Linked DNA regions of Homo sapiens: region 2 is linked to region 1. Evidence: read pairs that join two places in POLR2A ChIA-PET (ENCODE). Cell type or tissue: OCI-LY7. All regions are shown on one strand. Each heading gives the region's core, and the rest is flanking DNA. Links, peaks and the distances in the headings are about the cores only. Region 1 overlaps TSHZ2 (teashirt zinc finger homeobox 2). Region 2 overlaps TSHZ2 (teashirt zinc finger homeobox 2).

Evidence for each region. ChIA-PET counts read pairs that join two places held together with the same protein. Peaks named below come from ENCODE experiments on the same cell type or tissue, not always from the same donor. Only the 100,000 strongest peaks of a DNase experiment are listed, where the experiment ranks them.
Region 2: POLR2A ChIA-PET joins it to region 1 with 5 read pairs; 2 of 35 experiments call an interaction of 5 or more read pairs at or near these places.

What each region holds. Positions count from the first base shown.
Region 1 is chr20:53,155,687-53,161,070 of GRCh38, reverse strand. The region is part of intron 1 of TSHZ2 (teashirt zinc finger homeobox 2); the gene reads right to left. Among named protein-coding and RNA genes, the nearest start is that of TSHZ2, 190 kb to the right of the region's middle. RefSeq lists a silencer at 3,532-3,651. In OCI-LY7, for the core only: CTCF peaks have their summits at 2,636 and 2,843 (motif pointing left); DNase peaks (open chromatin) are centred at 2,880 and 3,450; H3K4me3 peaks cover 948 bases; H3K27ac peaks cover 1,776 bases.
Region 2 is chr20:53,030,468-53,035,851 of GRCh38, reverse strand. All of the region lies in intron 1 of TSHZ2 (teashirt zinc finger homeobox 2), which reads right to left. Among named protein-coding and RNA genes, the nearest start is that of TSHZ2, 61 kb to the right of the region's middle. In OCI-LY7, for the core only: no CTCF peak of the experiment used is centred there; a DNase peak (open chromatin) is centred at 731; H3K27ac peaks cover 748 bases.

The DNA.
Region 1 (5,384 bases), core at 129-5,128:
GTAGCAATGTTCTCGAAAACAAACAAACAAAAAACCCCAAACATTTTGCTGTTTCTTTCCCCTCTGTATTTGCTAACTTTATCATGACTTTATTCTTAAAGCCTATCACTGGTCTGCTTTTATTAATAGATTAGTGGAAATTTTCACCTGGCCTATTAGCACCTTATAAAGAAATAGATTAAGAGTAGGGAATATATAGATGAAGATGTACATTCAAAGAAGATGGGCCTATGGTGAGCAAAAGAAAAATGTTTCCAGAGGTGTAGTTTGCCACATGGTTCATCTAGAAAGGGCAAACTGAAATGTCTTTTTTTTTTTTTTTTTTGGAGACAGAGTCTTGCCCTGTCACCCAGGCTGCAGTGCAGTGGCACAATCTCAGCTCACTGCAACCTCCACCTCCCGGGTTTAAGAGATTCTCATGCCTTAGGTGTGCACCACCATGCCAAGTTAATTTTTGTATTTTTAGTAGGGACAGGGTTTTGTCATGTTGGTCAGGCTGGTCTTGAACTCCTGGTCTCAAGTGATCTGTCTACCTCAGCCTCCCAAAGTGCTGGAATTACAGGCATGAGCCACTGCCCCCGGCCCTGAAAATGTCTGTCTTATTACTGCACTTGTGCATGCTTTACTTGGCTCCAGCAATACTGTAAATGCCTGAACTGAACAACAGATGATTATGGAACACAGAGAAGAGATACTTTGCACGACTAGGGATTAGACTCGGCATAGCCATAAGGGATTTGATGTGGACTCCTGAACCCATGAAGGTGAAAGATCATCCCATAAAAAACTACCACCCCCTTTAGCCCTTTCAATGTTTTCCATTTTCTTAGGATGGAGAATAACTCTTTAACATGAAATTCTTAGCCCAGTATGGTCAGAGATACCTGCCTCCCCAATCTCCTCTCTCCCATGTGCCCCTCCTGCATTCTGTTCTTCAGACATACAGGCATCTTGCTTTGAATTTCCTAGGGCCTACTATGTGCCCTCCTACCACTGGGCCTTTTCATATGTGGACCCTCCCTTCTGGGATGATGGACTTCCCTCTCCTCTTCACCTGCTCATCATTCAGCTCCTACCTCAAACACAACGTCCTCAGGAAAGCCTCCTCCAACTTCCCTGACTAGTCAAATTTTATAATTATTTGACTAACAACTGTGTCTATCACCAGAGGTGAGCAATGTTCAGGCAAGAAAAATGTCAGATTTGCTCAGCATGGAACATGCTGTTGCTATTACAGGTACTGGCTTAGTATGGTATAGACATTAAATAAATATTTGTCAAATGAATGAAAAAAATGAATGAATAAATTTACTGTCAGAATCAACTGAAAGAATAAAGTCATAAGAGCAATTCCTATTTTGAACAATAGAAAACTTATTGACTTTGGTCACTTAAGTGTTTTCCTGTTTTTTTTTTTTAACTCCTGTTTTTTAAATCATTCATTGAAAAAACATTTATTTCTCTTTAACTGACATTTTGTTGCAGTCATGGGAAGAATAGACATTATGTGTGTTCCATGAACTATAACTTATTCTCTTTGATGTACTTCATTTTTTTTTCTATCTAGAACATGGGTTGGCAAACTTTTTCTATAAAGGGCCTGATAATAAATATTTCAGGCTTTGAGGGTCACATGGTCTCTGTAGCACCTACTCAATTCTGCCATTATAGTACAGAAGCTGCCACAGACAATACGTCAACAAATAAGAGTGGCTGTGTGCCAATAAAACTTTATTTCCAAAAACAGATGTTGGGCTGGACTTGGCCCATGAGCTGTACTTTGCTGACTCCACTATAGAGGATGAGGAAAAGACAAAAACACAGGCTCAGCCTGGCATTTAACTCTGGAAACTAGGGTGGTACATTCCCTGCCTTGCTTTATGAACTTTGGCACATCAATTGATCTCTCTGGGACTCAGTTTACTTAGGATTAAAATGAGATAATGGTCATAACAAAGCATGGTTGTGAGGGTAAGAGGCTGTCAAATAAATGAGCTGGAATTCGACAACCTTGTTTTGTACCTATCGTATTTGTTTTCATGTTTACTTTCTATCTGTCGTCAGTTCTGCTAATTTTCCCTGTATAGTTATGAAATAAAATTTCTTTTAAAAATAAATGTAATGAAGGAAAAGAGGGAGAGTCAATGTAAAGAATGTTTTAAGGTTTAAAGAAAGATTGTTGTGGCTTTTGTGTGCAAAGTGGGCAGGTGAGGCAAAGACCAGCCAGGGAGGCCATGGGAGAAACTACTACAGGAAGTCTGGGTGTGCACCCATGGTGGCCTGGAACAGGCGGTGGTGATGAAGGAGGGATTTAGCTTGTCCCTCCATGGTTGGGGAGGGGGTGGTCCTTGAGGGCCACGACATTATCACAGCTGGAGCGTTCCAGGGCCCGACACTCTGACAGGCAATGAGGCAGGGTCTTGGAAATGGATGTTGATAGAGTAAAAACAGGAGCCACTTTCTGGGGATATTGAGATCATCTCATTTAAAGGACACGCCACTTACTCTGTCCTTCTTAGTGTCCTGTTCTCCCACTGATAGGCTCAAACTTCAAAAATTAACCCACAATCCAACCATTTCTCACAACCTCCACCACTATCAGCCCACCACTATCAGCCCAGCCACAGCCACTACCGACTGCCACAGCCCTGTCCTGCCTGCCTGCTCCCAGCTCACCCCCACCACGGTCCATCCACCGGTGTGCAGTCAACCTGCTCACAGGTAAGTCAGATGATGCTTTTCTCCTGCCCCAAACCTTCTAGCCTCATCCATTACTCTTCCAGTGAAATCCAAAGTCCTTATGAAGTCCCATAGGTTCTGCACAGTCTGCCCCCTGGTGGCCTCTTCCACTTTTGCCTTCCTCATTCGGCTCCAGACATCCGGGTCTCCTTGCTGTCTCTAAAGCCCATGGTGACTTCCGGGTCTTGGCTGTTTTCTTCCACCTGGGACACTGTTCCCTCCACGGCCCCACAGCTTCCTTCCTCACTTCATTCAGATCTTGTTCAAATATCGCCTCCTCAAATGAGATCTTCCTTGACTAATCCACCCAAGGCAGCAGCAATTCACAATCCCCCACTCAAATTTCTCAGTTTCTCTCTGTATGACAGTGTTCACTACCTGAAATTCATTGGTTTGTGGCTGTGACTGCCCACCACTCTTTCCCTTTAGAGTATAACCTTCTTGAGGTCAGGAACCTTTACTACTCTTTATTGCGACCCCCAAATGCCTAGGAAACATAAAGTAGGTATTTAATGTATGTGAGTTGAATAAATAAATAAATACATGAAGAACACTCAAGGAACCATCCATTCATCTCTCCCTCTCTCTAAAAGCAGAAGTAAATCAGTTTCATTATCAAATAGAGTAAATATGTTGAGATGCATTACTATACATAACACTAGTTTCACTTGGTGTTAACCAAACAACTTTATCTAGTGCTTCCTATAGCAAAGCAGAAATTTTCATGATGAGAATACTTTCTTTAAAAATACCAATTCGGGGCGTGGCATGGTAGTGCGCACCTGTAGTCTTAGTTACTCAGAAGGCTAAAGCATGAGGATTGCTTGAGCCCAGGAGTTTCAGACTGCAGTGAGCTACAATCATGCCACTGCACTCCAGCCTGGACAACAGAGCAAGATCCTGTCTCTAAAAAAAAAAAAAAAAACCAACTCAATGTTGGAGGATAGAACAGGTTTGTTCAACAGAACATTAGTAAAATGAATTTATAGAGAGTTCCAGAAAACTGCCAAAGGAAGTAATTCTGTTCAAACCCACTGGAGACACTGATAAAAGGTAGAATCCTTAAACACAATCAGAGTGTTTTACGCCCATAAGGATCTAAGCTCTAAAAAAAATTGTTCCTAGAATTACTAAATTTCAAGCATAATTGAGAAATTAGCTTCTTTGCTCATAGAGGGTAAGATTCTAGCTGTACTGAAAATTGAGTAGAGGTAGATGTTTGGAGGAGTTTCAAAGGGCAGATACGAAAGCAGGACTTGCAGTTTTCACACATGCAGTAATAAAGCTTGCATGTGATGCCAGGAGTCACAGGTAATTAGATGGCACAAGCAGCTGAAAGGTCTAATGTTTCTCTGCTTAATAAAGCTCTGCACCTTCTTGCTTAACTTCTCTTAGGCAGATAGAAGTCGTGAGATGGTATCTGTCCCCAGAGATAGAGATGACACTCAGGTCATTTCAACAGCTCTTATTTCCCCCTACCTACAGAAACGTTATCTTATAATCTTTGACTGCCTTTAGAATATAACCTATTGGGGAAATGAAGTAGGCCAGAAAAAAAATTAAGAAAAAGTATTAATTCAGCACAGTGTAGAAATCACGACATTTGGTCTTTCATCCTGAAATGTAGGACAAACTTGAGCAATTCTTTTCTTTCTGGGCTACACAAGCCTCAGTCGTCTCTGAATCATGGGAGTTTGCCCTTCATGATGAGATCTGGGTTTTAGTCCTGACATTTGCTGGATGGGTAACCTTGGGAAAATCACTGAACTGGTTTGAGCTTCTTCTTAGGTTAAAGAGTGATAAGCTTTGCTCTGCTTGTTTCACAAGGTCATTATGAGGTTTAAGTGAGATGGTGCATACAAAAGTGCTCTCCTTCTGGAATGTGTGACTTGAATGTAAAAGGATAGGGTTCTCAGGACTGCAAACCCAAGTGCCCATGTGACCCAAGCCAATAAGATAACCAAAGAAGGCCCACTGAGTTGCCATCCTTCCAGGCAGACACCATCATTTTGTGTATATAAGTGTAGGAAGATTCTTTTCTTCCACAGAGACATATGTTTTCTTAAATTTTGCTTAAAATTCACTGACCCTCTTCAACTAGCTTTTTTGGCCCATTGCTGATAGAGATATGGGTAAAAAGAAACATTACCATGATGAAATTTAGAGTGCAAGAACAATAAAAATGGTAAAGGATACGTGGGTCTGGCTAATTAGAGACAACAGAGAATGGTGAGGACTGTGGCAAGCTGGAGAGCTTGCACACTCTCAGCTGCAGCCCCTTGTTCCCAGGAGAAAATGAGACTCTTGGGGTCAGGTTTCTAACTTCTGAAAAGAAACAGGCATTTAGAGACATATGTAAAACCTCCTTATATTTAATTAGCCAATACCTAATTAAAGTTTTAAAAAATATTAGAGAAACATCCAGGGGTGGTATTGTCTTGTAGGCTACAAGTTTGTGACCCAGACAGCCAGTGATGGAATGTTTTCTCATTAACTTAAAACAGGATCATGTCTTAATTGTCTTTTGAGGCCAATGTAGAGTCTATCACAACATTGAGATCTACCAGGTAACCCATCTCCTGAAATGAAATGTGCAAAATTCCCTAGTAAGCGGGGTTTTAAAACCTTTTGTAATTTTTCCTGGG
Region 2 (5,384 bases), core at 55-5,054, 130 kb after region 1:
CTAATCTTTGTAGTATAAAAGTGATCCTAATGTGTCTGTCACCTACACTCCGCTGCTACACAAATAGCTACTCTCTGCTATGAAACCAATGAACTCTGCTTTCTTTTATAGAGATTCTTTGATACTTGTCTTCCCCATTAAACTGAAAGCTCCCTGAGAGTAGGGACTGTTATCTACCTCCCTTTCCTCATATCCAGCTTGGAGCGACATATATGGCAAATTCTAGTTGAATAAATAAATCAATAGATCATGGCATCCTATTATATTCCTACGGGGAAATAATATTTTAATTAATATACCACAGGAAATATTCACTATATTTCTTGATTCCTATCTTGCATCTGGTGTGTACTGGTTTGCATTTAATTTCCTCTTGAGTTTTTATAGCAAGTTCCTTTAAAACCTTTTATGACACTAAGTGGACCCATGTAAATATTGAATTAAAAAACTAAAAAACAAAAAAACAAAAAACCTCATCCCAGAAATCAGTCTCTGCTGCATTGCCTCTTTCCCTTGAACCACTGCTGATTTCACCTCTACTGGGAGTCAGAGGTGAGGTTCCTGATCCCCAGATCAGTCTCACAGGAGAAAAGAGGACTCATTGCTATGGAGATCAAGGCACCCAGCAGCAAATCACAGAGGAGAGTGGAGAAGCAACCAGAGAATAAGAAATGCAACTTGAGGCTTCCAGGCTTGTAGTCGTGTGGGCTGACAGAGGCCAGGTGCCTTCTCTCTGCTTCACCTCTACTACATCCTGTGGTGCTGCCTGCAAACCACGTCCTAAGTCGTTCATGCCTCCCTCACCACTGCCATCCTCTTTGTTCCAGTGATAATTATCTCTTTCTAGACAGGAGTCTCCTTACTTGCCTTCCTGCTATCCTGATCTCTATAATCTTCACAGCTGCTGGAGTAATCCACCTTGAAAAGGAAGTGAGACTCTGCCACCCAGCTGTGAAAACCCTGCCAATCGTTTCCATCACACTCAGAATAAAATCCAAATATTTTATCCTGACCTATAAGATCCTGCAGGAGTGGGCTCTTGAGGATCTTGGACTTTACCATGGGCCATTCTCTTCATTGTTTGTGGTGTGAAAAGAACCCTGGAGCAAACATTTCTGCCTTAGGGCCTTTGCCCTTGCTGTTCCCTCAACCTGGAAGCCCTCGCCCTCAAATCCTGGCATGCTTGGGTCCTTCTTCTCATTGGTAACTGTTTTCATGTTCCTTCCTCAAAGGAGCTTTTCTTGATTACCTCCTGTAAAATAACTTCCGACTCACAAACACATTATTCTATTTTATCTTCTTGGAAATTCTATTTCACCAAAAGTCATCATGGTTATTTATTGTCCAGCCTGCCCACCAGTTCGTCATCTCCCTGAAGCCAGGGATCTTGTCTGTCTTGCTCACTCTTTATCCCCAGTACCCAGTGCCTGGCACAAAGTAGATGCCCAGTGAGTAGATTTTCAATACCTCTATGGGGCAGACACCTTATTTTGCAGCACTATAATAAAAGCTATTGATAATATATATAAGCCAACAACCCTTTAATGCAGCTGTTATTACAAATAACTTGTAAATGAGAAAACTGAGCCTCAGAGAAATTAAGTAACCTGTCCAAGGGGGCATCTAGCTAGTGTTTCCAAGCCTGATTTGTACCCAGTTCTGACTTCAAAGTCCATGCTCCCACAAGTCTCTGTCTATTGTTTCCCACGTGTTGATTTACTAGTAAACAGTGTATTATTAATATAGTAAGCTCAAGCTAGTCATTTACTCATTGATTCATTCGAGAAGTATTTATCGAGAATATAATATGTCCTATGTCCTGTGCTACGCTCTCCAGATATCTGAGTCTATAAGGCTGCCAAAATCCTCTTACTATTTAAAAAGTGGCTTTTGGCAGGGCACGGTGGCTCATGCCTGCAATCCCAGCACTTTAGGAGGCCAAGGTGGGAGGATCACCTGCGGTCAGGAGTTCGAGACTAACCTGGCCGACGTGGTGAAATCCTGTCTCCACCAAAAATACAAAAATTATCCAGGCCTAGGGGTGCATGCCTGCAGTCCTAGTTCCTCAGGAGGCTGAGGCAAGCAAATTGCTCGAACCAGGGAGGTGGAGGTTGCAGTGAGCCGAGATCACACCACTGCACTCCAGCCTGGGTGACACAGCAAGACCCTGTCTCCAAAAAAAAAAAAAAAAAAAAAAAAAGCTTTTTATCAATCAATGCAGAGGGCGACTAAAACAAATTCCTGGCATAAAAACAGCAATTATTGAGCACCTTCTATGTGCCAGCCACTGACCTAGGCCCTTGGATTATACAATCCCATCTGCTCCTTGCAGGAGACGTTAGAAGGCGGATCATGCTTATCTCAATTTAATGATGAAGATACTGTGGCCCAGAGTGATTAAGTGACTTGCTTACATAGGTAGTCACTGGTAGAGCTTATGTTCGCTTTTCCCCAAAATATTCTCCTCTTTTCACATCACACATTGACACTGGCATGCAGTAGGAAAAACTCGATAAATATGGGTGGAATGAACACATGAAGTACCCAGCCAACCCAATTTATGATGTAGCAAGCCACCTGCTTTCAGCCGGTTCCACATACTAGTAACTCTCAGCTGTAGAAAAGGACTATTCTCGATAGCAAGAATCAGTTTTACTATGTGATGGCACAATAGTCTTTTTGCTAACGATTTTGGGGAAAAAATAATACCAGCTGTGAATTCAAATCATAGCATCTACTTACTTAATCTGTTTGGATTAATCAAGTTCTATCAACTTTCTGGGCATGGAAAGTCACCAAAATTCACTAGTCTATAGCCAATAGCTTCTAGTATCTGAAAGCTTATATATCAGGCACTGTTTATGTCCCTTTGTACATACTGTTATATTTAATTCCAGTATAACCCCATGGGTATGAACGATTATTATCTACATTTCACAGAGCAAGGCAAGTTGCAGAGAAGTGAAGTGACTGGCCCAGTATTGTGCAATGATGGGAGTGTGGTAAGGGCAGGATTTATGTCCAGGCATTCTTACTCCCACACTCATGCTCTGAATGACTATGCTAGCAGGCCTCCTGGCAAGAAAGGAGTCGGAAAAAAAAAAAAATCAGGACATGGGGAAAAGTAACTCAGGAAATCTTTACGCCTCCTCATCGGTTCTCACAAATCCCCATCAAACTGAATCCAACAATGAGAAATGATTTTTCCCCGGGGTCTGACCCCCAAATGCTTTGACAATGAACTCTGCTTCCCTCACCACAAAATTATTCAAGAACTCACAAAACAATCGCTGGCCTCTGAAACCCTATCTCAAGACCTACCAAGGGCCTGACTGATGGCCCTGATGATATTACCAAGTGGTTCTTCCCATTTTTGGCATCAATCAAGAGTTTATGTCCCAAGATTATTCCACCAGACGGGTCCTGCGGATATGATGGGATTAGCCAAATTTCAAAGCTTCTTTTTGACTTCCAGTTGAAAATTGGGTACATATGCTCCTGAAGGTTATGGGGGCTATGGGAGAACATCAAGTTGATTCATCAAATTAGTTCAAACGTAATCGTCCTGCATGACTGGCTATAGAACTCGTCAGCTATAAACGTGTCAAAAAGTCATCCGCTCTAACGTTAAATAGAGACGCAAAGCAATGTTGTTCTGGATCTGACGTTCGTTGGACTTTAGCCTCCTAAGGAGGCTGTGTTTCCTCTTGGAGCAATTTGTGGTAAGATGCACAGAATGAATAGATTGCAGCAGAAAAAAGAAGCCCACACTAGTTGCTAGAAATACCAGCTGTATGCATCAGACCCATAACTAAATCCTTTTCTTTTAGAGACGCAAAGATTTTAAAGACTCAAGCTTTGAATTTCTTTCTTTCTTTCTCTCTTCCTATCTTCCTTCCTTCCTTTCTTCCTTTCCTCTCTCCTCCCTCCCTCCCTTCCTTCTTTCCTTCCTTCCCTAATCATGCTGCACATGGATTACTTGCCTTTCCACAACTGAGACTATTTTCAGAAATGAAGACAAAACACACATCACTAAAAATTTTCTCTTGAGTAACATATTCTCCCATGTGGTGCTACAGAATGCAAGAGCTGAAAATATGAAAGAGTTGCAGAGAAAAATCTATACCATATCAGGGCAAGATTTAAGACTTAAGGAAATTAACATTCTGCTGCTGTTGAGGATCATACCCTCCCACTACAGAGTGAAGCTCCTCAACCCTCTATACACTTTTCCACCCTTGCCGTCTGTGTGAGTGACTTCTCTGTGCCCAGCTCTGTGCTACTGACCCTGTCACCAAGCACGCAGGAGTCAGATGCTACAGGCCTTTCTCTATAAACCCAGACAATTCCTGTTCACTTGCTGCACTCCACTACAAATCTGAAATTCTTCAACTGTTGTCTCACTTGTCTTCTTTTGGTGACTACTTGTCTGGTTCCTAATTTTTATGCCATTTTGGAGTAATTTTTCCCTTTTTTGTTATTGACAAAGACAGAGGAGGCCTCCTATAATTTGTGGGTGACTGACAAGGCTGAATGTTGTTAACTCAAATGTTTTGATTTACATCAGAGAGGACCTCCAGGCCCCAGACATGACAGGCTGCGATAGCACCTTCAAAGCTTGTGAATATCAAATCCCATTAAGCAAGCCCTTTATGTGCAAGTCAATAAATTATCCTTTCTAGGGTGATTTGGCAATAAGTAGCAAAAGCATTAAACAGGCATAATTTTGGCAATTCTACTTCTGGGATGCTATCCCAAAAAGAAAAATAGACAAGTGTGCAAAGATGCAAATAGAAGGATGTTCATCTCAGTGTTGTTTAGAATAGAAAGAAATTTTAAAAAAAATAAAGCCCACATTCAGCAATAAGGCGAAGTTAATAGGTTAAATAAATATGTCCTATCCATACAATGGAATATTTATCACCATTTAAAATTTTTACGTGTTTCTTTATCTGTTGATGGAAAAAGATATTCTCCTTAAGTACTCAGGAAAAAAAAGATTGTAAAACTCTACTGGATTACGCTATCCTCTATATGATTATAATGTTTACATTACGCATCTCTATGTGAAAAAGCTTTTGAAAGGCTGTAGTCCAAATATTACCAGTGGTGATATCTGTGGGTGATTTTAAATTTCTTTCCACACTTTACAATGTATGTGTATTCCTTTTATAGCCAGAAGAAACAAAGGTATTTTTATTTCAGAGACACAATGGCCATTGACTTCAGAAACTTCACATACTGTAACCTATTTAAGAATATCTCCATCTATATCTCATCAGAATTGATGCCCTCATTATAAAGGGCAACCATGATATAAAAAATTGACCCAGAGACCAGAGAGACTCCATACAGCAACCTAAAACCTTCTGTTGATGCTTGCT